Regions from separate parts of the Mus musculus genome. Here regions 2, 3, 4, 5 and 6 are each linked to region 1. The links are chromatin loops, found by intact Hi-C in ENCODE. Cell type or tissue: left cerebral cortex. All regions are shown on one strand.

Evidence for each region. Hi-C counts contacts between places; a loop is a spot of excess contacts. Peaks named below come from ENCODE experiments on the same cell type or tissue, not always from the same donor. Only the 100,000 strongest peaks of a DNase experiment are listed, where the experiment ranks them.
Region 2: a loop joins it to region 1, with 8 times the contacts of the local background. A loop is called at or near these places in 2 of 42 quality-filtered maps.
Region 3: a loop joins it to region 1, with 14 times the contacts of the local background. A loop is called at or near these places in 6 of 42 quality-filtered maps.
Region 4: a loop joins it to region 1, with 9 times the contacts of the local background. A loop is called at or near these places in 20 of 42 quality-filtered maps.
Region 5: it touches region 1 in a loop (10-fold over the local background); 28 of 42 quality-filtered maps call a loop at or near these places.
Region 6: it touches region 1 in a loop (8-fold over the local background); 15 of 42 quality-filtered maps call a loop at or near these places.

Annotation. Positions count from the first base shown.
Region 1 is chr11:113,162,871-113,166,870 of GRCm38, reverse strand. All of the region lies in intron 1 of 2610035D17Rik (RIKEN cDNA 2610035D17 gene), which reads left to right. All of the region lies in intron 1 of LOC115487747 (a long non-coding RNA gene), which reads left to right. Among named protein-coding and RNA genes, the nearest start is that of Gm39467, 31 kb to the right of the region's middle. In left cerebral cortex, a CTCF peak has its summit at 1,570 (motif pointing right); DNase peaks (open chromatin) are centred at 1,189 and 1,638; H3K4me3 peaks cover 426 bases; H3K27ac peaks cover 842 bases.
Region 2 is chr11:111,547,752-111,551,751 of GRCm38, reverse strand. No RefSeq gene overlaps it. Among named protein-coding and RNA genes, the nearest start is that of Gm30158, 37 kb to the right of the region's middle. In left cerebral cortex, no CTCF peak of the experiment used is centred here; a DNase peak (open chromatin) is centred at 1,965.
Region 3 is chr11:111,901,954-111,905,953 of GRCm38, reverse strand. No RefSeq gene overlaps it. Among named protein-coding and RNA genes, the nearest start is that of Gm30337, 100 kb to the right of the region's middle. In left cerebral cortex, CTCF peaks have their summits at 880, 1,079 and 1,665 (motif pointing left); a DNase peak (open chromatin) is centred at 1,659.
Region 4 is chr11:111,651,077-111,655,076 of GRCm38, reverse strand. All of the region lies in intron 2 of Gm30219 (a long non-coding RNA gene), which reads left to right. Among named protein-coding and RNA genes, the nearest start is that of Gm30219, 5.9 kb to the left of the region's middle. In left cerebral cortex, a CTCF peak has its summit at 2,024 (motif pointing left); a DNase peak (open chromatin) is centred at 2,013.
Region 5 is chr11:112,781,728-112,785,727 of GRCm38, reverse strand. Sox9 (SRY (sex determining region Y)-box 9) reads right to left here and starts at 3,518. Exons shown (of 3, transcript NM_011448.4): 1 at 2,713-3,518; 2 at 1,666-1,919; 3 at 1-1,056. The coding sequence starts at 3,143. The coding sequence ends at 218. RefSeq lists a promoter at 3,189-3,696 and a cis regulatory region at 3,898-3,912. In left cerebral cortex, no CTCF peak of the experiment used is centred here; DNase peaks (open chromatin) are centred at 1,632, 2,300, 2,885, 3,558 and 2 more places; H3K4me3 peaks cover 3,894 bases; H3K27ac peaks cover 2,007 bases.
Region 6 is chr11:112,207,223-112,211,222 of GRCm38, reverse strand. No RefSeq gene overlaps it. Among named protein-coding and RNA genes, the nearest start is that of Gm39461, 52 kb to the right of the region's middle. In left cerebral cortex, a CTCF peak has its summit at 1,631 (motif pointing left); a DNase peak (open chromatin) is centred at 1,623.

The sequences.
Region 1 (4,000 bases):
GCAAGTGGGAATGTCAGAGCTATGAGCCTCCAGGGGAGGGAGGGTTGAGAACAGTTTCTTTGTATCTGGCAGTTGGGGTGTCATTGAATAACCTTGAGTCCTGGCAGCTCCAAGGGCGAGCTGGGCACGCTGGCCTGGAAGTCAATTGCAGAAGCCAGAGCAGGGAGGGGCCCATGCAGAAGGTGCTTCCGGGAGGGAGGCCTAAGATTGGTGTGGGAGTGAAGCTAGAAAGGGCAGGGTCCACCCTGAAGGCCTCAGCCCCTCACCTGCACAATCTCTCATGCCCAAACCTAGCTAGGCATTTCTAGCCAGCTCTGTCTGCAAAGATGCCCCTCCCTCTTGAAAAATGTGCACATCTCTGTCTGATAAAACCTTGTTCCCCCTGGAGGGAGAGAAAGGAGGGAGGGAGGGAGGGAGGGAGGGAGGGAGGGAGGATGGCGTCTGGAGGCAGGAAGCCAGTGTTGGAATCCAGGCCTGGCTTTGTCCCTCTCCAATGGGCAGCTAGGGGTAGGGTGTTTCATTTCTGGGTTCTGCCTTTCCTATAGAAAAAGATCATAAAAAGAACCCATCTCCTAAGGTTGTGGTGAAAGCTGAACAAGGTCCTGTGTGCAGTGGAGCCAGCACTAGGACAGAGATTGCATGTGCAGAGCCAGCACTAGGACAGAGGGCGCCCCACTGTTCTGTCCGCCTTTACACAGCACTGCCCCCTCTCATGTCTGCAACTCTATTTTCTGCTGGAAACGGTATCAGAATATATTAAGTAGAAAATTTCAGAAATAAAGAATTTGTAAATATTGAGTGATTTTTTTAACACCCCCCCCCCAGTGTATTGTTATAATTATTCTGGTTGTTTAATAGTTATTGATAATCTCTTAATTTGCTTTTCATACTAAATTCTATCATAGTTATAAATGTGCAGGAAAATAATATAATTAGGTCTTCAGATATACACTGGTCTGGAACACTCCTCTATTTGCAAAGTATGTGTTTTTATTTTTGTGTTTTGAGTCCTTCTTGGACTGTAATTTGACTCCAAGGACCAGATCTGTCCCAGGAGGCACTTGGAATTAAATGCTGAGTTCCAGAAGGGAGTGTTAAAGCCATGGCCTGTCAGGGCTGCAGGCGGCAACTCCCACTCGGAGGCTCCATTCCTTCCCACAGCCTGGACTCGCAGCTGCCTTGCTGTCTCTCTGTTGCCCCATCCCTGCATAATTCAGGCAGGCTGATAGGCCTGCTACTCAGGTGGTGCCCTCTCTGCCCCATAGCTCTTGAGAAACCTGTAGGCTCTGAGCACATTGCTAGAGGAGAGGGCGGTGCCTGGGTTATGACCTCTCTCAGAGTTGGAACAGGGTCTCCGAACATCCTCCAGGGCAGATTCCAGGTCAGCCCTGGAGGGTGTCGCATGCCTTGACAGATGGTGTCCGGCTGTAGGCTCCTGCCCCACGTCCTGGAATGAAGGCTTGGCAGCCCTGTTTTCTCCAGGGACAGTTGACACTGGGAACCCTGGACATTGTCCCTGAGCTCAGGGCATGCGTCTCGCGACCATTCGCAAACTGACCACTTGATGGCGCTGTGGCTCCACCGTGTGCCTGCTTTCTCCTCCGGGCCCCTGGCTGAGCTGCAGTGGTCATCCAGGCGCCCGACTGTGCCCTGGCTGCTGGTGGGGCGCAGCGCCTGACGCCTGCCCGTTCTGCTTGAGCACAAATGCAGAGCTCAGAGCTAGTTTCTCCTGCAGCGAAGGAAGTTTGGGGTGTTGGTATTGTGTTCTGTGCTGTGTGTTCCTGCAGCTTCCCCAGCAGCGGGTCAGACGCCCTAGTGTGCTAAAGAACGGTTTAGAGCCATCTGCATCCTGACCTGGTGGTGATCACTGTCTTTGGGGCAGAAGTGATAGCTAGTCTGAACTCTTGTCTAGAGTTTGTACTTAGGAGAGAAAGCTAGCTAAACACAGAATGGAAGAAGGGTAGGAAGAGGAGGAAGAAGAGGAAGAGGAGGAGGAGAAGGAGGAGAAGGGGGGGGCGGGGGAAGAAGAGGAGGAAGGAGGAGAGATTGGAAACTCTTTCCTAGATGAGCTTTGCAGTCATTCTGTGTCAAACCCTTCAAGGGGCGACCGAAAACAAAGAGCCTCCGTGAGTTTGCCTTAGAAATAGTTCTCTCCGAGGTCTATTCTGGTTGCACAAATGTGTACCCCTTCCACCCCTGAGCAGGGTCACTTCATTCATTCCGTTTTCAGTGCACACCCACTCACTGCGGAGCCAAGGGGTTTCCTCACAAGCTTGTTTGTAGATGTTGTTTTAAAAGCACGTCCTTCTTTGGGGTTTCTGTACGCAGAGGCAGGGGTTTGGGTCACCCGGGTCTCACTGAAGCTATGGTTTGGGGGGGGGGGAGGGGGGCGGGGGGCGTTTGGAAGAAGGTGATAAGATTGTCTCTTACAGGGAAAGCCAAATGAAGAGCTAAGCTCCTGATTGGAAGTGCTTTCCTTTTTGTAGCTCCATTTAAGACCAGGACTGTTCTCAGGAAAACAGAGTAGGTTCTGAGTTCAGGCCTCTCTTCTGGGGCTCCTCTCCCAGAAGCCCTCTGTCTCTGTGGAGGTCAGAGCCTTTCCCAGCTGCCTGGGCCAGTGACTGAGAGGCGAGTCCCAGGGGTCACTGCACCAGACCCTTGCCCCCCTGGAACAAATGCAGCCGGCTGGTGGGGGTGGGGGTGGGGGCTGGGGGCTGGGCTGCTCCTCCTAGATCTGCCTGCCCCTAGGGCCAGGCACAGTGTGGGGCCTGAGCTAGACTTGTCCAGAGGCAGGCAGGGCTAAGGGAGGTTGTGACCCCACCCCAGCTGGGGAGGGCAGTGGGAAAGGAGGAACCTGGAGAAGCTGTCCTAGCCAAGCAGGCTAACTCCCAGCTTCCCCTGGGCCAGAGGGCCCCCTGTCGCCTGGCAAAGGACAATTTGTACTTTTATTCTTACGCTATCCTAAGGCTCACTCACCTGCAAGTGTACTATCTGGTGCCTCACAGAGGCTCAGGAGTTGTGTGGCTTCTCAAAAAAGAGAAAGGAGACCACGGAAAGAGAGGCAGGAACGGAAAGGAGACCCACCATCAGTCACTGCAGCACGTGGACCCCCATGATAGCCCAGGAAAGCCCAGCGTGTCCGCTGTGTCCACACGGCCCCGAGCAGCTCTGTGCGAATGTGGCTCTTCAGCCATGCAGAGCTCTTGATTACCAAGACAGGAACTCACAGACACTCACAGTTCAGGTTTCAAGATGGAATACATCCATTTCAGTTACAGGGTGTGTGTGAAGAGCATGGAGTTGGTGGCCAGTCTCTTCCCTATATTAGAGTTCTGGAATCCATCTTGAGTTGGTTTTTGTCTACGGGACGGAGTTTCCTAAAAGACCATTGGTTACAGAAGTGCTTCCTGTGAGATAAGAGCTTTGCTTCGGTCTTGCTGTTTAGTCCTCCCAAGACCCCAGCAACTCCCTTGTGGTCACCTCTGGATGCCTGTGACACTGAGGCCCTGACCGACAGCTCTCTGCCTGATCAAGCAGATGTGACATCTGAGAGCCAGACTCGAGGCCCTGCTGCAAGGCCTCCATTGCCTTCCTCATGCTACCCTACCTCGTGTGGTCTGAGTCGGAGCCTTGTGGCTTTCTCCTCTGGTCATGGGTGGCTCTTCCCACTCAGACTCTGTGCGAGAAGCTACCCTGGAGGTTTGGACAGAGGAAGTTCAGGGGCATTCATCAAGGAAACCTCAGTTTGGGATATATGCCCTGCCAAGGTGACATGTGCTCTGTGTGTGTGTGTGTGTTCTACTGTGTCTTACCTGTGCTAGTGAATACCATTATTTTCAGGTACATGTATGTTTTGTGGGTGGTTTGCATGTGTGTGTGTGTGTGTGTGTGAGAGAGAGAGAGAGAGAGAGATAGAGAGAGATTGTCTGTATCTGTGTCTCTTTCTCTCTCTGACTCTGTGTGTGTGTGTGTGTGTGTGTGTGTGTTTACAAGCCTTATT
Region 2 (4,000 bases), 1.6 Mb after region 1:
TTCATATTGGGTTAACTTTAGCCCACTAAGTAGCCATCCTTGGCCCACCTCTGTTTTTAACAGTGTTGGAACAATGGAGTTACTGGACCAAGATTACCTAGCTAGCATCAGCACAATCTCTCTCTCTCTCTCTCTCTCTCTCTCTCTCTCTCTCTCTCTCTCTCTCTCTGACAATTTTTAAAATTTTTATTATTTCTATGTTTTTATAGTTCAGTCATTGCCTCCCTCATGGTCTGCCATCCCAGAGTTCCCCATCCCATTCCCCCTCCCCCCTGTCTCCAAGAGGATGTCTTCCCCACACACAGGACTCCCCACTCCATGGGGCCTCAAAATCTCTGGATACTTAGGCACATCTTCTCCCACTGAGGCCAGACCAGTCAGTCCCTCAGAGCAGCTAGTGTATGCTGCCTGGTTGGTGGCTCAGTGTCTGAGAGATCTCAGAGGTCCAGGTTAGTTGAGACTGCTGGTCTTCCTAGAGAGTTACCCTCTTCCTCAGCTTCTTTCAGCCTTTCCTTAATTCAACCACTGGGGTTCCCAACTTTAGTCCAATGGTTGGGTGTAAGTATCTGCATCTGTCTCAGTCAGCTGCTTGTTGGACCTCTCAGAGGGCAGCCATGCTAGGCTCCTGTCTGTAAGCACATCATAGCATCAGTGATAGTGTCAGGCCTTGGAGTTTCCCCTTGATATGGATCTCAAGTTGGACCACCTTTCCCTCAGTCTCTTCTCCATTTTTGTCCCAGCAATTCTTTTAGACAGGAATATTTCCGGGATTGAGTTTTTGACTGTGGGATGGAAACCCTATCCCTCCACTTTCTACTGGAGGTAGACTCTATGAGTTCCCTCTTGCCACTGTTGGGCATTTCATCTATGCCCCCCCCCCGAGTTCTGAGAGTCTTTCACCTCCCAGGTCTCTGGTACATTCTGGAGGGTCCCCCACCACCTACCTCCCTGAGGTTGCATATTTCCATTCATTCTGCTGGCCTTGAGGGCTTCTCTCCTGCCTACCTCCCATACCTGACCATGTTCCCCTTTTCGCCTCCCCTCTTCCTCCCTCCCTCTGTCTTTGAGGTAATAGTTTTGATTTTATTTCAATAACTTATATATAACACTAGCCTAGCAAATATCAAAACTCACAGGGCTAACACACATTTATCAATGGATATATTAGCCTTTTAAAGGTTTGACTGAAAATTATGTCCATTGTGAAATGATCTGAGGGAAAGGGTATTTTATAAGAATGGGTATGGGAGTTCCCTGGGCTTCATAAAACCAATAATCTATTTAAAATGTCAGACTTTAACACTAAACAATATACTATTTACTCCTTACAGCCCCTGTTGTTACTCATAGGAAATGTCTCAAATATATGTCTCATCATTTATGATTTTTTCAAACAAAGTCTTTGTTTTTATTGGAGATACAATTTATTAAATGATAATATCCATGTTTCTAGGATGTCTGAACATACACTGTGATAGCTCACAGTGAAATCTCATATTCTAGACTTCAGTTATTTATGTTTAGAGACAAATACAGTTTTATAATATTAGCAAAATAATAAAAACTATAAATGCTTATTAATGAATGGAGATAGTAGAGGTCAATGGTAGATATTATCTCTCAGGGGCCATCTCTCTTGATTTGGTTCTCATTGGCTTTTCTGACCTAGGTAGAGATCATCACAAATCCATGGGAACAGACATAAATATTTAAAAGACAGTTTGATGACCTGATTATCTACTAAAGCAGCACCAGTTGGGAGCTTCCTAAGCCTATAAATCTCCCCCATCATGGGCTGTTAACCAAGTTTACCAGATGGAGAATCCCTAGAGCAGGCCACACATCCATTCAACAAGCAGTTGCTTCATCATGATAACCACTAAGCACACTGCACAAGTAGACACAACTTGCTTCATAGGTCCGTCACAGCATCCAAACATCCTATCATGGCACTAACATCTTTCCTTGCCCAGTAGCTGGCATAGCACCATCTGCTTCTGTGAAATCTGCTAGTGTGAAATCTATCCAGAATAGATAACGTATTGCGATAAATCTCCAACCCAAATATGCCCTGGCAATGAAAATACAACTCAACTAATATGAATACATGCTGTGTGCCTAGATTGGGCAGATCTACTGCTACACTAACATCTTCCACATCTATGAGACCCCTTAGAACTTGCAGATTCTCCACGCCATGTGCTTCTGTTCAGCTTTTCTTCTTCTTCCTCCTCCTCTGTGTCCTCTCTCTCTCCCATTTTCTTCTTCTTCTCTCTCTCAACTTTCCGCTCCACCTTCCCTTTTCCTGTCTAATCATCAGCTCTCCTTTATTTTAAAAATTAAGGTGGGAAGATGATTTTATAGGAAATCACCTGAGTGCTGACTCATTCTTTGTTCACAACGCCTCACAGGAGAACAGAATTAACATCAAATATAATTAGCCGCAGGGCTAGCCACAACAATAAAATTTCCTGATATTTTCATGTGTTAAATTGTATCAGCAATACTAGTATACCCTATTTCTGAATTCATTCTTTAAACAATTCTCAAAATTGTATTGCAAAACAGATATTCGCCTTAGTCCTGACTTTACTGCAGCATGTAGAAGAATTTGTTCACCTTTTGTATAGATGAGTGAATTGAGTGTGTTGTAAATGAGTAGTAGCTCTTGTGATTGTGAACACGATACATATTTTTGTCTACACTAATTATGGTCATGGTTTCTCTTTTAATACCCACCAATTATAGCACAAATTTAGATAGCCCATGTTTATGATATATGTGCAGAGACAGAAAGTTGTTGAAGCATGTGTTTTATTAACAGATGTGTGCCATCTTGTGAGCCTTCTGTATAGCAGATAGATGGATGAGTAAGAAAATTTAAGCGATGTGTTTTGATCTGTACAGAAATACAAGGATGTGCAGAAATGGGGTGCTCTATCCAGCTTAAGGACAGAAAGGATGCTGAGGATGATGCAGTAAAAGCAGCTCCATTTTGTAGCACATAGAGACCATTAGGGGAAGCTAAGACTTGTAAAAATACAGAGACCAAAGACTGTAGGATTCCCAGGCCCCATTCATACATCTACAATACAACCCCTGCTTGCACTTAATACTTGGGGAACATTGTAAAAGTGGGGGTAGAATAATTATAAGAGCAAACAGTCTGCTGAAAGATTATGTTCCCTATACATTGCAGGAAAGCTGTACTTATGAATGCAATAATGTGGTTGCATAAAGAAGACCTGCACAATGACTATACCAAGTTATGTGCAAATTTGAGTAGACAAAAATCTCACGAAGACCTTATATACCTATGTGACTATCTCTAGGGAGTTCACTATGTATGAGAAAGGAAAGTCAATGTTTCTCAGATGTGATCCCAGCGATTGTTTGCCTAATATCAAGTGCTCAGTCCAATACATGTGCACACTAGCAACACTTCCTGGACTCTGCTGGCTATATTTATATATTTATTCTTATATATTTATATATTTATTCTTATATATGTATATATATACATATACACACATATATACATATATATATACATATACACATATACACACATATACACATATATGTATATGTGTATATATGTATATATATATATATATATATATATATATATATATATAATAGCTCAAGAAAAAGGGGCTATGAGTTTGAAAGGAGTTGGGGGATCAGCAGATTAGTTGGTGGGAGGAGAGGGATAAGAGACATGATAGAAGCACAGTGCACATAAATGACACTAAAAAACAATACTTTTAAAAATTAAAGGTAAAACAATAATTAAAAAAAAAAGTATGGCGCATATTTCTAGTCCAGGGGAAGAGAAGACAGGTGATCCCTACCACTTGTTGAACAGCAACCCAGCCTAATTGACAATTATCAGGGTCAGTAATGGACTCATCCTCAATAGAACAACTGATGACCCCTGAAGAAGACAACCAAAATTTGTGGCTTGGACTCCAATACACATGCACATAGACATGTGTAC
Region 3 (4,000 bases), 1.3 Mb after region 1:
AGGGATAACAAGGAGTAGCTTTGTTGAGAGAAGGGGATTAGATGTTTTGTTTTGTTTAGATTTATTTATTTCATTTTATAGGTATGAATGCTTTGGCATTATATGTGTGCATGATCAACTTATATGCCTGTTGTCTACTGAGTGCAGAAGAGTCCCTGGAACTAAACTTACAGACAGTTGTGAGTCACTGTGTGACTGCTGAGAATAGAACCTGGGGCTTCTGCAAGAGCAACAAGTGTGCTTAACCACTTGCCCAACTCTTACGCCCCCCAAAAATATTTTAAATGTAATGCCTACCTCAAGCCTTAAATTTTTATTCAACATCAATGACTATTAAGTATCAGAACTAAGACCAAGCTCCATGTTTTGGTTCTAAAACCTTTATTATTTGTTAGAAAATTGTCATGTGTGAGTATGTGTATACATGCATGGTATCTGTCATGGCTCATGTGTGGAGGTCAGGGGAAAGCTTGCTAGAGTTGCTTCTCTCCTCACATGATTTAAATCCCAAGGATCAAAATCAGACCAAGAGGTTGGTAAGAGCATCTTTGTGTGTGCTTGGCCTAATGCTGCTTGTATTGGAATGTGAATTTTGGTCCCCAAAACTGCTTACATGAGTGTCTGCAAGTAAGACCCTGCCTCCAATTGGTTCTGCTTGGTCAATAAAGATGCTGGAAGCCAATGGATGTGCAAGGCAGACAGAGGGGAGGTTTTTAGGAATCCTAAGCTTGGGACAGAGGAATGAGGAAGAAGGAGATCTGCCATGCCAGGAGAAGGAGAAGGAGAGGAAGTACGCATGGCCTTAGAAAGAAATTAATAGGTTGCTGGGAATGGATCTTAGTGAGAAAGTAGTTGATTCACATGAGCAAGCTCCTAGGTTTCATACTCAGTACTGCAGATGAACAAACAAGCAGACAAATGTAACGATCAAGTCATGAAAGGAGATGGGAAGATGGCTTAGCAGTTAAGAGTGGTCAGTGCTCTTGCAGATGGCCTTAGTCTGATTCGCAGAACCCATGTTGGATAGCTCAGAGCCACCAAAAACTCCAGATACAGAGGACCTGAAGCCTCCTGCTGGACTCCATGGGTAGCTACCCTCAAGCTCACATATCCACTCCACTCTCACACACAAACACATACTTTTAAAATAATAAAGTATGTCTTTAGAAAAGCAAATGCTGCATTTGTTGTTTCATGCAGCTTTGAGGTCTGGGTTACACTAGATTGCATATTAATAGGGTGTCTTTTTATTGTATTCAACAAATGTGACTGAGTATGGATTTATGAATATGTTCTCTTCATTTCTAATTTTTTGTTCTTCCCTAGTCCCTTTCTCCTCCTTTCCTCTTGTTTGTCTGATGCCCCCCAGCATTCCCTTTACAAACAAATAAATAAAACCTTGGCTCTTCTTTCTAGAAAAATCCATTTTGCATTCACACCGTCAGGTGATGTGATTTTAGTATGAAGTGTCCAGCGCTATCCCTTTGGTCTCTCTGTGTGTCCTGTAGACTAAGAAGTGTAGGAATCTGCCATGAATTTTTCATTGCCACTCTGATGACAATGTCAGCATCCTATACTAAAACAGTTGTCAGGGCTTCTTTCAGAAATGCAGAGTGCTTACCATTTTCATCTGGTTGAGCTTTCTACGTCTCAATTGTAAGTGGGCATTGCCACCTGGTGGAAAAAAATACTGAGGGGGTTGGATGGTCACCTTTCAAGAAACACAGATATCATGTTTATACCGACTGGAGAGTTCTACCCTATTATTCCAGCACCCGGAGGTGCTTATACAAGCCCCCATTTTGTATTCACCACCTAAAACAATTAAATCCAAGCAAACATAGCCAAAGGCATGATTTCAATAAACAGATTTAGATTGTCTGTCATTGAAGAACGGAATTGTCTGAAGGGCAATTTGTTCTTTCTACTTATTAAAACTCCACGGAGCTATTTCCACCTCGTTATAGAATTTTCAACCTTTTTCCTAACAATTTTAAATGACTTTTCTTTGGGCATTTTTCATCCTTATTTTCAATAATGTTCATGTCCTCAAAATATATCTCCTTAACATTAACCTCATTTGTGTTTGAGCTATTTTTGACATTTTTTTTCTTCTTCTCTATATGTGGTTTATGTGCACTGACCCTTGATTTTATCTTCCTACATCCAGCCAACCCCGTTTAATGCCCCACCTTTCATTCCTGGGTCCTTAAAAGTAGTATGGGTATGATTTATGCACTTGGCACTCTCCAATCTTTATGGCCCTTGACCTTTGGCAACCTCAACTTCATCCTTAAAATTCTTCCTTGGTTTCCAGATGCATGGCTTCCTAATTCCACTCTCAACAGTGTCTGTCACCTCCCCATCTCTGTCTCTATCTGTATCTCTGTGTATGTATATCTGTGTCTGTCTGTCTGTCTGTCCACCTATCCATTTATCGATCTGTCTGTCTATCATCAATCATCTATTTATCTAACCACTCATCCATCCATCCATCCATCTGTCCATCCATTTCTTTCTTTCTTTTTTTTTTTTTTTTTTTTTTTTGGTTTTTCGAGACAGGGTTTCTCTGTGTAGCCCTGGCTGTCCTGGAACTCACTCTGTAGACCAGCTGACTTCGAACTCAGAAATCTGCCTGCCTCTGCTTCCCAAGTGCTAAGATTAAAGGCATGTGCCACCACTGCCCGGCACCATTTGTTTTCTTACCTCTTCTACTAAGTTAGGGGCACCATTCCCAGTATTCAATATTATAAATTATAGAACAATTAAAAAAAAAGAAAGAAAAACAGTCTATTGCATAGTCCCTCCCTATCATTGTGGGCTTCTTTTAAACTCTTTAACATATTCAGTTTTCTGAACTGAAAATCTTTGTCTCTTTTAGTCATCGTTGTGAGCACACAGCTGTGCAATCAATATTTATTGATAAAGAAGTGAATGGGAACTGGAAAGATGGTTCAGCCTGCAAAGGTCCTTGTCACCAAGCCCAATGACCTGAATTTAATCCCCCAAACACACATGGAGAAAGGCGAGAGTTGATTTCTTGCCAGTTGTCCTTTGACCCCCACACATGTGCCACAGCACATGCACACCTCAAGGACAGGATAAACAAATAAGTATAATGCAAAATATTTTTTTAAATGAACTAAAACACGTTTCCATAGCAACACCTAAGCTCTATGTCCTGATCCTCTCTCTTCATTTCAGGAAGTAAGAATGCTCATTTAAATTGTAGAATTCCAGGGTGGGTGTGTATCAAAATTGTATCATGGAGGGTATTAAAAGCCAAGCTTCCTTGGATGCACTTCCAGATACTGTGGATGACTAGGAAAAATGTGTGGAATTGAACTAAGTGCAATATATTGTCTGAGACTTTCTCAGTGGTGTCTGCCCAGCTTTGTTTTTGTAAGCTTTTATCTGACCCACTAACACTCTATCCTCCTGAGGAAATTCATAAAACATTACTCGCTTTGACTGTTAGTGTAAAAAATTTCAAGCCATTTCTGTATATTTGACTCCCATATGAGAACATTCACTACGCGGATCGATTACACTGTTGTTTATATATTTTGTCTTTATAATCGTCACAAAACAGCCATGCAGCGCATGCAAAAACTAAAATGTCCTTGGAATGCTTCACTTCCCATCTAGAGATCTCTGATATAGTATATCCTTGATTCTGCTCCTAAAGCATAATTCATTCTTTATGGGAAATCATATGTAGACCACTATCTAACGGTGAAATTTTGGCTCTTTCCTTCAGAAGAATTGAATAGGATCCAAAAGTGAAAAGACGGAAACTGACAGAAACTAATAAAAATTTGTCTTTGCACAAACCAAATCACTTGCCATGCATCAGGGTAACACTTTCCTATAGTCCCAGCACTCAGGATGCTGGGTCAGGAGGATTGAGAATTCAAACCCAGGTGGGGCTTATTTAATAAGACTCTAACTCAATGAAGCAAAAGAAAAAAATCAATTTCTTACTCAATTGATTATTTTC
Region 4 (4,000 bases), 1.5 Mb after region 1:
GGGTATTATCTGGGTGTGGAACTAAGAGGTGGTTAAAAGTGACTTCGGCAGGATAAGGCAGAAAGCTGAGCCCTTTCTACCTAAGCTTTAATACATAATTTCCCATGACATTAGCTTTCCTTTAATATCAGCTCTCACCAACTCTGACAAGTTCTTCATTATCTTGTAGCTGAAATTTAAGTGTGGTTACTCAATGTATGCTTATGATATGTATAATGACAGAGTTAGTATAACTTTGTCTTTTATATAGGTGCAAAAATCAGAATTTGCAAATAGTTCAGAGAATCTGACCATGGCGGGAAATGGCATCATTCTGACCCCTCTGTGACTTTCCAGGGCAAAACCTGGTCAAAAACAAAGCATCATGAGCAGTAGGGACTTTCAGAATCAAGAGTACCATCCTCTACCTTGTTCCTGCTCCTAAAATCTCATCAATGAAATGCAGATCTCATCCTTAAAACCATAGCGTCAGTATTTGCCTTCTCACAGAACACCACTTTTAGTAGTCACTCGCCCGTTGTGTAGGCTGGTCATAAACCTCATTTAACAAGTCAGGGTAACGAGTCAAAGGATGTTGAGTGGCTATCAAAGAACGCTTTTCGCTTTGGATGGATTTTCAATCTCTTGCCTACAATAGTTTCAGTTATATCATTCATTTACAGGGAAGAATAAATGAATAATGCTGAGTCCAGATGCTAGACTGATGGATAGTCAGTTAAAAATTACATAGTGAAGGGACGAAGACTTGGAGGAGTCCACAATATATATTACTAAAACTTGTTGGGGATATGTGTACATACAGCACATGTAAAATATATAATTTTAATATGAAATATACACACACATTTGTAAGTGAGATAGACACCTATTTTATGTACTTGTATTTGAAATGGGAGGAAGATGTGTAGACAGGGCAATAGCATGTCTTTGGGAAGAAAAGTCTGATTCATTGGGATATATTCCTAATGGCTGCTTATATTTCTTACATGATTAACCCACTGGTGTCTAATGCTCTACAAGTACAAAAGAAATGGAGAATTGAAATAAAAATGTTATATTGTAACTTTTCAAAAGCATGGAGGCAGTAATTTAATTCAAATGTAAGAAAAAGCTGTATTTTGTAGCAGCATCAATTCCAGAAGAGATCCAAATGACATGATGTGCATTTATTTCCATTACTAAACATGTTTTGAAGTCTGCAGAGGAAAAAAAAATACAGGGAACAAATGAAAACATCAAATAAAAAGAAGACATGAATAAGGGATCTGACAAAGAAAGACCCAGTAAAAAAATTTTCATAAATAGACATTTTAGCTATATTATTCTACAAATTAAGTTAAGGTTTCTATTTTAAACAAGTTGTATCTGTCTTGGGGAAACTTTCAGTTTCAAATGTAATGTATGCATATATTCAAAAAGCAAGAACTTTATCAAAAGTGGACAACTGGTCACTTACTATTTTATCTATTTCTGTTCATGTGCGCTATAAAATTCAAACCCTGGCTGAATATCACTGGCAAAAATGTAACAGCAACTAGAGATCTGCTCTCTTTTAAAATTATAGGTTTAAAATCATTTAATTAAAAGAGAAAAAAAAATGTATCCCTAGGAGTATGAGCTTTTAGGAAATATTTAGCAACATTTCTCTTTGTGAACGAGATAATGAATGCAAACATCGCCACATAAAATTCTCTTATTTTGCTCACTAGCTTTTTATTTAAGGATAATTTTGTAAGATTATCGTGAAAGAGAGATAAGTCATTGACCCTTATAAGAAGATTGCCTTGACTAGTCCCTGATCTATATCTTTTTATCATTAATGAATACAAAATGTGGCGGTTGGGAGGTGGTATTTCAGATGGCGTCAATACTCTTTAATTAAGTGCCATAATTCTCATTTCCTTAAGTAGCTGGATTAATACATGTTACTCTTCAGAAAACTTTTCTTTCAGGGAATATTTTCCCCCCAGCAACACCATTGAACACATCTGTGGACTTCCACTGCCCTCTTTTGGAATCCAGTGGAAGTTCTGGTGTTTATGCATCTTTGAAGAGGATAGGTGGTTAGACAAGTGTCTTAGTTTTGATGTTTTCGATTTTAATATAAACCTTGAGTAAATGATAATTTGAAAAACCTCAGAGTTAAAGAAGGCTCTCCTATTATCCAGACAAACAATATTCATTTATAAACATCTTATTGTAAAATATGTTTTGTTGTTAATATCAAGGTCATTATAAGTCAATGTTATTATCACTTTAAAATCTACTGAAACAGAAAAAGAAGGCTTTAGAGATCATCTTTGAAGGGTGACGTTGTAGCTTTTTTCCTTTGTCAAGAGTCAAATATGAAATATGATGATCCAGAGGAACTAATTATAATACCATGAATCTAGTATTTTTGTTTTATACACAAATATCGTACAGACTAAACTATTTTAAAACTTGAAATGTATTAAAACCAGCAGTTCATTTTGTGTGGCTTTGCAGAACTAAATCCAACCTTGACCCCGTTTTCAGTGAGCAACTTTGGAGATGGATGCCTTTGATGTAGAAACAGATGGTCATCTGCTTGCTTGGACCACAAATCCTCCACAAATACACAATAAGAAGTGACCTGGAAAAGTAACCTCGGAGAGTTGTAACTAGCTGACCAGCGGTGGATTCAGACATACCCACTGCTATCTGGCTTAGCTACTGATTTGATGTCAGTTTGTTGGTTTTTTAGTCTGTCTAGATAGTGCTTTTCAGCTAAAATCTAAAAGCCTCCCCCTCATTTTACCACATCTGGTTTAGCAATTCCTTGAGAGACAAAAACAGTCCTTTCTCTCATCCCATCTATTAAAATCTACCTAGGTCCTGAGACAGAAATGAATGATCATGTCAGAGTGGAATACTTCTACTCCAAATTTCTGCTAAAATAAACCCAAATGCCCCCCCCCAATGAAAATATTACAAGATATTACAGTAGGACAATCTTCAACAGAGCAACTGATGGGAAATTAGCTTGGTTTCCTGTTATATCCCACGAAGTCATTTGTTACCTCAAAATGCATGAAATATAATAAGTTCAATTTGTTTACTTGAAGAGAAAAATCATTTGAGGTCCGATATCTGATCCATTCATGACTGTTAAATATTTTATTTATAAGGAACCACTGTAGACGTAAGTCCTGTAAAGTATGACCAAACAGTACCTTCCAAACTAAGTTGTAATAGGCTTCAAACCTGAATTTTTTAAATAACCTTTAAAGTTGCCAAACAAGAACTATCATCTCTGATATACACACCTGCGAACATGCAAGCAAACATTCACATGCATACATTGAAAATGAATTACTTTTTACTCAAAACGAGTGCTTTGAATTAGACTAGTATATTTGCCCAGGGCAGGAAATACAGCGAGACCCACAATGACACCTTTATCCAGACACTGTCAACAGAGAACACTGAAGACATAAACTTGGAAGGTATTAAGTTTAACCTGGCTACGTAGGAATTCATTCTCTGATGGTATGCACTGGGTCTTACCTAGAAGACACCTCAGTGATCTGTTAGCTTTCCTGAAGCTATTGGATTTAATAAAATATTCCTCTTGGTCCTTTTGATAAGAAGGGAACATAACATTTAGGAGGGAAAGCACAAGAAATGAAAAAGACACTGAGCAAGAACAGTGAGTTCTCTTAGCTACAGAACTGTATATCTAACCCCACAAAACACTCCTTATATCACAGAAATCTTAGCATCATGCTGTCCTGTGAAGCATAGCTCAAATCCTAACGCTCAGTGGGGCAGATGCAGGCAGTCCCTTGTGAGGTTTGAGGCCAGCCTTGTCTATTTAGTGAGTTCTAGGACAGCCGGAGCTATGAAGTAAGACCCTATCTCAAACACAGAGCACATCAAATCAACGGCAACAGCAACAACAACCATAACAAATAAAACTTCACATGATTCTGAATCACATTTAGCCACTGTACACGCATGCTTCATACTTAGAACGTCT
Region 5 (4,000 bases), 380 kb after region 1:
GCTCAGACAAAGTCTTAAAGTCTCTCTCCTGGAATCCCAGCAATCGTTACCTTCCTTTACATGTCTTTAAAAATTAACGACAGACAAAAAAAAAAAAGTGTCCAAAGGAATTTCAATTGGTTCTTGATTTCTTCAGCTTTTTCTTTTCGTTTCTTTCTTTTCTTCTTTAAAAAAAAAAAAAAAAAAGATCAGCTCTGTCACCATAGCTTTTCTCTTCTCAGGGTCTGGTGAGCTGTGTGTAGACTGGTTGTTCCCAGTGCTGCGGGCTGTGGGTCTGCGGGATGGAAGGGACCCCGGAGGTGTCAGCGATGGGGGTGTACATGGGGCGCTGCGCGGGGTTCATGTAAGTGAAGGTGGAGTAGAGCCCTGAGCCCTGGCCGGCTGCGTGACTGTAGTAGGAGCCGGAGTTCTGATGGTCAGCGTAGTCGTATTGCGAGCGGGTGATGGGCGGGTAGGAGGGGCTGTAGTGAGGAAGGTTGAAGGGGCTGTAGGAGATCTGTTGCGGGGAGTGCTGCTGCTGCTCGCTGTAGTGGCTGGGGCTCAGCTGCTCCGTCTTGATGTGCGTTCGCTGGGACTGGCCTGGCTCGCTGCTCAGCGTGGTGAGCGTGTGTGCCTGCTGCTGCTGGGGTGCCTGCGGCTGCTGCGGGGGTGCTTGCTGCTGCGGAGGCGCCTGTGGGGCTTGCGGGGCCTGCGGAGGCTGCTGCGGAGGAGGGGGCGGCGCCTGCTGCTTCGACATCCACACGTGGCCCGCGGTCGCAGGGGTGGGTGCGGTGCTGCTGATGCCGTAACTGCCAGTGTAGGTGACCTGGCCGTGGGTGGCCGGAACCCCTGGGTGGCCGTTGGGTGGCAAGTATTGGTCAAACTCATTGACGTCGAAGGTCTCAATGTTGGAGATGACGTCGCTGCTCAGTTCACCGATGTCCACGTCGCGGAAGTCGATGGGGGGCTGTCTGCCCCCCTCTGCCAGAGGGCGCCCCTCTCGCTTCAGATCAACTTTGCCAGCTTGCACGTCGGTTTTGGGAGTGGTGGGTGGGGTCGGCGGACCCTGAGATTGCCCTGCAGGCCATAAAAGAGAAAGACAAACGGTAAAAAATCAACAAGCGCTTTGCAAAGCCCCTACTCTTAGGAGCCCCCTGGGGACTCTCCCTGGTTGCCAAGGTGTCATTAGGACCCGCTCCCGCGCTGGAGGCGCGCTGCACCAGCGATAAGTCGCCGAATGATTAACCCGCAGGTACACACTAGGCAAGCTCCTTTTATCAGGGGAGGGGTCTGAGGTCCCAAGGGTCCGGAAGACTAAATTGCTACCTGTAGAAGAATGTGTGCTTTTGGGGTGAGGCGCAAAGAGAAAAGTGGGTAAGTTTCGTAAAGCAATTAAGACATGTTACCTTGCAATAAAGAATCCAGCTCAGGATTCAAGGTTTGAGATGTGTGTGTGTGTGTGTGTGTGTGTGTGTGTGTGTGTGTGTATGTGTGTGTGTGTGTGCCTGTGTTCACCCGCGCCCGCGCGCCAACTTGGCTGTTTTTGAGCGCCCTGAACTGGGAGGGGGATGCAGAGAATAGTGTTTCCTTACTTCAGGGAATGCAAAGTCAGATACTTCTGGGGAGGGGGGCACCTTAAGAGTGTGCCAGGAGGACCCCCTAGGGGACCACTCGCGCCTTGCTCACCAGAGTGCTCGCCCGGGGAGTGCACCTCACTCATGCCGGAGGAGGAATGTGGGGAGTCGGCTTGCAGCGCCTTGAAGATAGCATTAGGAGAGATGTGAGTCTGTTCCGTGGCCTCTTCGGCCTCCGCTTGTCCGTTCTTCACCGACTTCCTCCGCCGGGGCTGGTACTTGTAATCGGGGTGGTCTTTCTTGTGCTGCACGCGCAGCCGCTCCGCCTCCTCCACGAAGGGTCTCTTCTCGCTCTCGTTCAGCAGCCTGGGGGGGGGGGGCAGAAGAAAAGAGGGAGGGGGTCAATGAAACCCCGGGAGCTGTCAGGTCCCCACCCCTCCTTCGCGCACTACCCCCTCCCTCCAGTCTGCTTTCCATCCCTCTCTGAGACTCAGAACTTTTTTTTTCCTTTCTTTTTCTTTTTAAAAAAGTGCTCAGAGTCGACCTGAGCGGTCACTCTTCGCCCCGCCCCCTCCCCTGGCCTCCTATTTTGGAAACCCTGAAGATGGAAATAGCTCCCTGCTGAGGCTGCTCTAAACGCCTTTGCTACCGGAGCGGTCCACCCCTCCCAACACGCAGTAAAAACTTTCCGAAAACCCATTTAAATTGCAAGAAGCTCGCTCTGTTGATCCATGCCCCTGCCGGTTCTCAGTAGCTTTGCCCAATTCTTGCCTGGGTCTCCTCTAGTCTCAGTTACACTTTCCCTTCACTCCATCTCCCCAGGAATGAGCGCAGTTGGCCTAAGGAAGGTGGGCTTGCTTCCTCTAATTGTTCCTTTCCAGAGGGACCAGGCTGGCACACCCCCTCACTCCTTTCTACCTTCCTAAAAGCAGTCATATTCACGCCCCCATTCCCCCCCCCCCCGCCATAACCAAGAGCAATCCCAAGAACTTTCTCAAAATCTGAGCCACTCCCTCCCCCCGCCCCCGGCCGCCCTGCATCCTGGACCAAAGACCCCAGGATGCACAACTCCGCGGCTCAGGGAGGCGGGGCGGGGTCGGTGAGTGCAGCCCGCGTCCCCCCTAGCCACCGAGCCCTCCCTGGCGGCCCGCGCGCTCACCTCCAGAGCTTGCCCAGAGTCTTGCTGAGCTCCGCGTTGTGCAGATGCGGGTACTGGTCTGCCAGCTTCCTGCGCGCAGCCTGCGCCCACACCATGAAGGCGTTCATGGGTCGCTTGACGTGTGGCTTGTTCTTGCTGGAGCCGTTGACGCGCACGGGCATGGGCACCAGCGTCCAGTCGTAGCCCTTCAGCACCTGGCTGACCGCCTCGCGGATGCACACGGGGAACTTATCTTCCTCGCTCTCCTTCTTCAGATCCGGCTCGCCCTTGGGGAAGGTGTTCTCCTGGGGCCGGGTGTTCTCCGTGTCCGAGCCGGAGCCCGAGGGACAGGGCGAACCAGCCGAGTCCTCCGACATGGTGGGGCTGGGGGCGCCAGACAGGCCCTTCTCCTGCTCGTCGGTCATCTTCATGAAGGGGTCCAGGAGATTCATACGCGAGCCCGGGGCAGGGGGCGGGTGGCCGGGAAAGGCGAGAAGCCGCGGCGGCTGGGGCTCCTCTTCCCTCAGCTGCCCGGACGCGGACGCCGAGCGAACGGCTCCCGGGGAGGTTGGCGCGTCACCGGGCTGCGGCGGCGGGCACTTAGCAGAGGCGCTGGGTGGCGGGTCTCAGCTGCCGGCTCTAAACCCGGGGAAGGCGAGTCGGAGCGGAGGAGGAGGGAGGGAAAACAGAGAACGAAACCGGGGCCACTTGCACCTCGTCTCTCTTGCAAAGAAAAGTTCCTGGACTGAAACTGGTAAAGTTGTCGCTCCCACAGAAGTTTCCAGGCAGTTCCGAGCAGCGCTCTCGGCTCTCCGACTTCCAGCTCAGGGTCTCTAATAAATACTCCTCCTTCACGTTAGATACCTCGGGCCAATCACGGCTAGCTCTTGAGTCATCAGTGTTGGCAAGTCGCTGATTGGACCGGATTTTGGAAGGGGGGCTGGGGAGGATTGTGGCTCCGGGTTGGGTGACGAGACAGGAGGGGAGGAGAAGGGAGGGGAGCTCAGCCAGAGGGTGGATGGTGGGGTGAGGGGACTTGGAGGGGGGCGCGGGGCAAGCGGGGGACCCGGGACGTCCGAGTGTGTAAGTTTGCTCTCTACTCTCGGAATGTCACAGTTTTGGAACGGTCTCCGTGTGAACCGATGTGTGTGTGTGTGTGTGTGTGTGTGTGTGTGTGTGTATGTGTGTGTGTGTGTGTGTGTGTGCGCGTGCACGCGAGCGTGTCTAGACTAGGACCCTCCACAACCCCCCACCCCCACTTTTCGATGCTGTCTCCGTGGTACCCGGGACTTCGCTGGCGTTTACAGCA
Region 6 (4,000 bases), 960 kb after region 1:
GATTGAGCTAAAGATGAGGTTTTAAGGGCCTGGGGACATAGCTCCATTGGAAGGGTGATTTCCCCAGCATTCAGGAAGTCCTGGGGTTCATCCCCGGCCCTTTAAGAACTGGGCATCATTGTAGACACCTGTAATCCCTTTACTTAGGAGATGGAAGCTGGAAGATAGAATGAAGTTCAAGATCATCTTTGATAGAGCGAAGCTGAAGATAGCCTTGGTTACATAGGACTTCCTGGACATTTTTGAATGTTTTGATTATTGTTATATTAGTCAAGATCAAGGGATGATCTTGTTGCTGTGTAAGGAAAGAGAACCTGAGTAAGCACTAATGGAAGTGGTAAAAATCTTCCATATCAAATCTTTTATTCTGGCGCTCCTAAAATGAAAGGAGCTATATACAGTTTCTCAGTCTCAAACTAACCACTGAGTCAGTCAAACGAAGCCATATGTCTGTGTGATTTCAACCATTTTCTAGTCGCTCCTTGTATGTGAACTAGATGCACTGAGTCCATAATGACCACCGAAAGGCAACAATAAACAAAATGGATATGTAATGTATGATACACCTTTTGGATGCCAAGCTATCCTTTGTCAAACAGTTCTAGAATTATGCCACAAGCTATGTTAAAATAGCTAGTATTTACCAATTGTTTACTATATATGGCTTTGACAGGCATTCTGCCAAGAATTTCTTGTAAATGGTCCCATCTGCTTCCAAGACAATCTTCTGAGAGATATACTAATATCCTTACTGTTTTTGAATAAGCAAACACACCTCAGGTATTTCTTCAGTGCTACTTTTATTACATATAAATAAGTAAATATTCCACAAGTAGAAAATAAAGGCCTTTGTTTAAAGGGCACATGTTTTTGTTTGTTTGTTTGTTTGTTTGTTTTATTTTGAGAATGTTTCTTGTTAGATAGCCCATGCCACCTTGAACTCACAATCCTTTCGTCTGGGCCTGAAAAGTTCTGAAACACGGGACCACACCCTACCTTAAAGATGTAGCTTATAAATCATATGAGGAATGGCAATCTACACAAAACAATCTTGCCACAGAAAATTTAAACCACTTACATTAAGATTAATAGGCTGTAGTTTGAAAGTAGAAAACATTTTAAACACTCTTTTATCTGGGGAAGGAGACAGATTAAACTGATTTTAAATGAGATAACAGAGTCAATATTAAAATTCCAGTGGACCTACTACTCTGGGAGTCAACCTTTGGATAGTGAAGACTGGAGATGAAATCTATTAATATGTCCAAACTGAAAGATGGTGCGAACAGAAAAAGGTATGCGTGTGGTATGCACTTTGTGTCACTTTGTGTCAGTCACTAAAACTATCAAGCAAGACTTGAGTCTGGGTTGTTCACAGATGCATTGGAACTAGTTGAACCTAGTTTGCTTAGAACGCATTTACTTTCTTTCTTTTTTGTTAATCATTCTATTCGTTTACATCCCAAATGATATCCCACTTCCAGGTTACCCCTCCACAAGCCCTCCCTCCATCCCACATCTGCCCTCTCCTCCCTCCCCTTTGCCTCTCTATGAGGGTGCTTTCTAAAAGTCTATTTGCCCAAGGTCTCTTACCGGGAACACAAGAGGAAGAGAGTCACTGCGCCCTCTAGGGGATGTTGTAGAAAAACCTTGCCTTGGAGAAAGGGAAGGACATCTGAGAAAAGTCCTGAGAAAAAGACACAGGGTAGTTCTTCCTCTAAAGCTCCTTCCTCTTCTAATGGAAGCATCCTACTAGACTTCTTAAAAGGCCCCTAACTGTACCAACCCCTCAATTATTTTATTATTAAAAGGCAAAGCTGACAGCATGCTATTCATTTTTGGCTGTACACTATTTCTCTGGCCCTTGTATCCCAAAATAGCTCCTTGTGGTGACGTGTTTCTCCTTTGGTTGGTAGGATTCTTTCAGTGGCCTCTCCCACTCTGTTTCTGAATGCTACGTGCTGTCTCAGGCACTCCCTCCCTCCAACCAACATCACCTGTTTCTCTGTGAATGATCTGACCTTCAGAAAGCCAGGCTATCTTTTGAAGATAAGGAGATGCTCAGGGAGACCGAAAAGGGCAACGAAACCCATGCTTGGAGCAGTGTCAGTCAACAAGCTGTGATTAATTACTGAAAGCAGAGTACACAGACAACTTCAGAGAAAGAAGGAATGCATAAAAGAGTTACTTTTGTCTTGTTCCCATGTCTTCCAAAACATAAAGACAAGTACACTCAGGATCACTGGTCCATAAATGGCAGAGAGAAAAAAATAATAATCCTGATTTCTAACCCCCTGACTTATACCTTTTCCAATGGCAGTAACCATTGCTTCCAAGGTGGTCCTTAATTGAATTATCTTGGCAATATTGTGAAGGCAAGTACTAATCACTTAATGTGTTGAGTTATTTAATGAAAGTATTATTAATTTGTAGCAATAAAATATAGAAAGAACTCGGAGCTTACCATGTGCCGGGGATTTGTGGCATCAGATAATGCCTTAAGAAAAAAAATCAGAAGTAAAATTAACACCGAAGATGTCTGCAAATTCATACTTGGATGAAGAGCATGGGACAGGGATGGCAAGCAAAGAAACAGCAGCAACCAACGTACATGGTATCATTTTGAAGGTCTTATTGAAGATGTCTTCCCTCAAGTTGCCTTTTCATTCTTTTGGGGGGGGGGTTGAGGTCTGATTAGAAAGCAGGGAGGGAGCCAGAAGAACAAACAAATAGCAAGGATTGTCCCAAGGGAGCCACCCAGGCCCAGTGATGGAGTGCTAGACTCCTACTAGATAAATACAGTCTTAGGATTTGGGAGAAGAAGGAATTGAATGTCAAAATAATGAGGGACCAAAACACAAGTATCACTGAAGGAGTTTCAGTCAAGTTAGGCTCACTCCTCCTTGCCCAGTTTTAAGTAAGAAGATATTTTCTTTTCCTTTAACACCACATTTTTTTAAATGTGAGAATTTATAATTTATTTAATTTTATTCCTGTGTGTTTATGCATATGCTGTGTGTATGAGTATAATCGAGCAGGTGGGTCTCTACAGAGACCAGAGGAGGAGGTAGGGTACCTACTTCTGTTCATCTCCACTATAGTCCCTTGAAGCAGAGTCTCTCTCTCTGACTCTGGAAGGTTATCATATTTTGGCTAAGGTGGATGGCCAGCAAGCTCCAGCCATCTTTCTGTCTCTGACCCCTAAACTCTACCTCCCATACCTGTGTATAGGCACCTGTAGCCTTGCAAGGCTCTGTGAATGAACCAGGGATCCAAAATCTTCAAGCTTATGCAGTGGTAATCACACAAATTGAGCCTTCTTCCCAACCACAAATATTTCTTTAATTAACTGAACGTTATGACAATATTTTCTTTGAGACTCTGGAATAATGATAACATCAGATACTAGAGAGAACGTTGTATTGAGACTGTGCTATCATGTGTTTCGATGACTCAAGAACACGAGGATGACAAGGACTCATGATATCTGTTTTGTGGAAGATGTCTATAGGCTTAGCTTAGATTAACTGATGGCCAAGTTGAACATATGCATGGATTAAAGGGAACTATGGGACTGATTCAAAGCTGACCTCCTCCGGTTGAAAAGAGGGATGTCTCTGTTGCCAGTTTCAGCTGTCCTTGGCTCATGTGTCTAAAATTGGATGTTGTCAGCAAAGCATATAGGGTATTCTTGCAATAAGAAAAACAACCAGCCAGCCAACCAACCAACCAACCAACCAACCAACCAATCAAAACAAACAAACAAACAAACAAACAAACAAAAACAAATCCAAGGATCATACATAACATGTAAGGATTGCTTAATCCTTCAAAAGGGACTTAGGCTTGGGTTATGTAGATAACTACAAGGGAAAAATTCCCCTCTCCACATAAGCTAGCCCTCTGCTGACAGGAAGAAGAAACACGTGGTTTGGCCACACACGGATATGGTACAAGAAGGGCATAAAGACTGGTTTGATTTTGCAAAAAGGTCAAGATA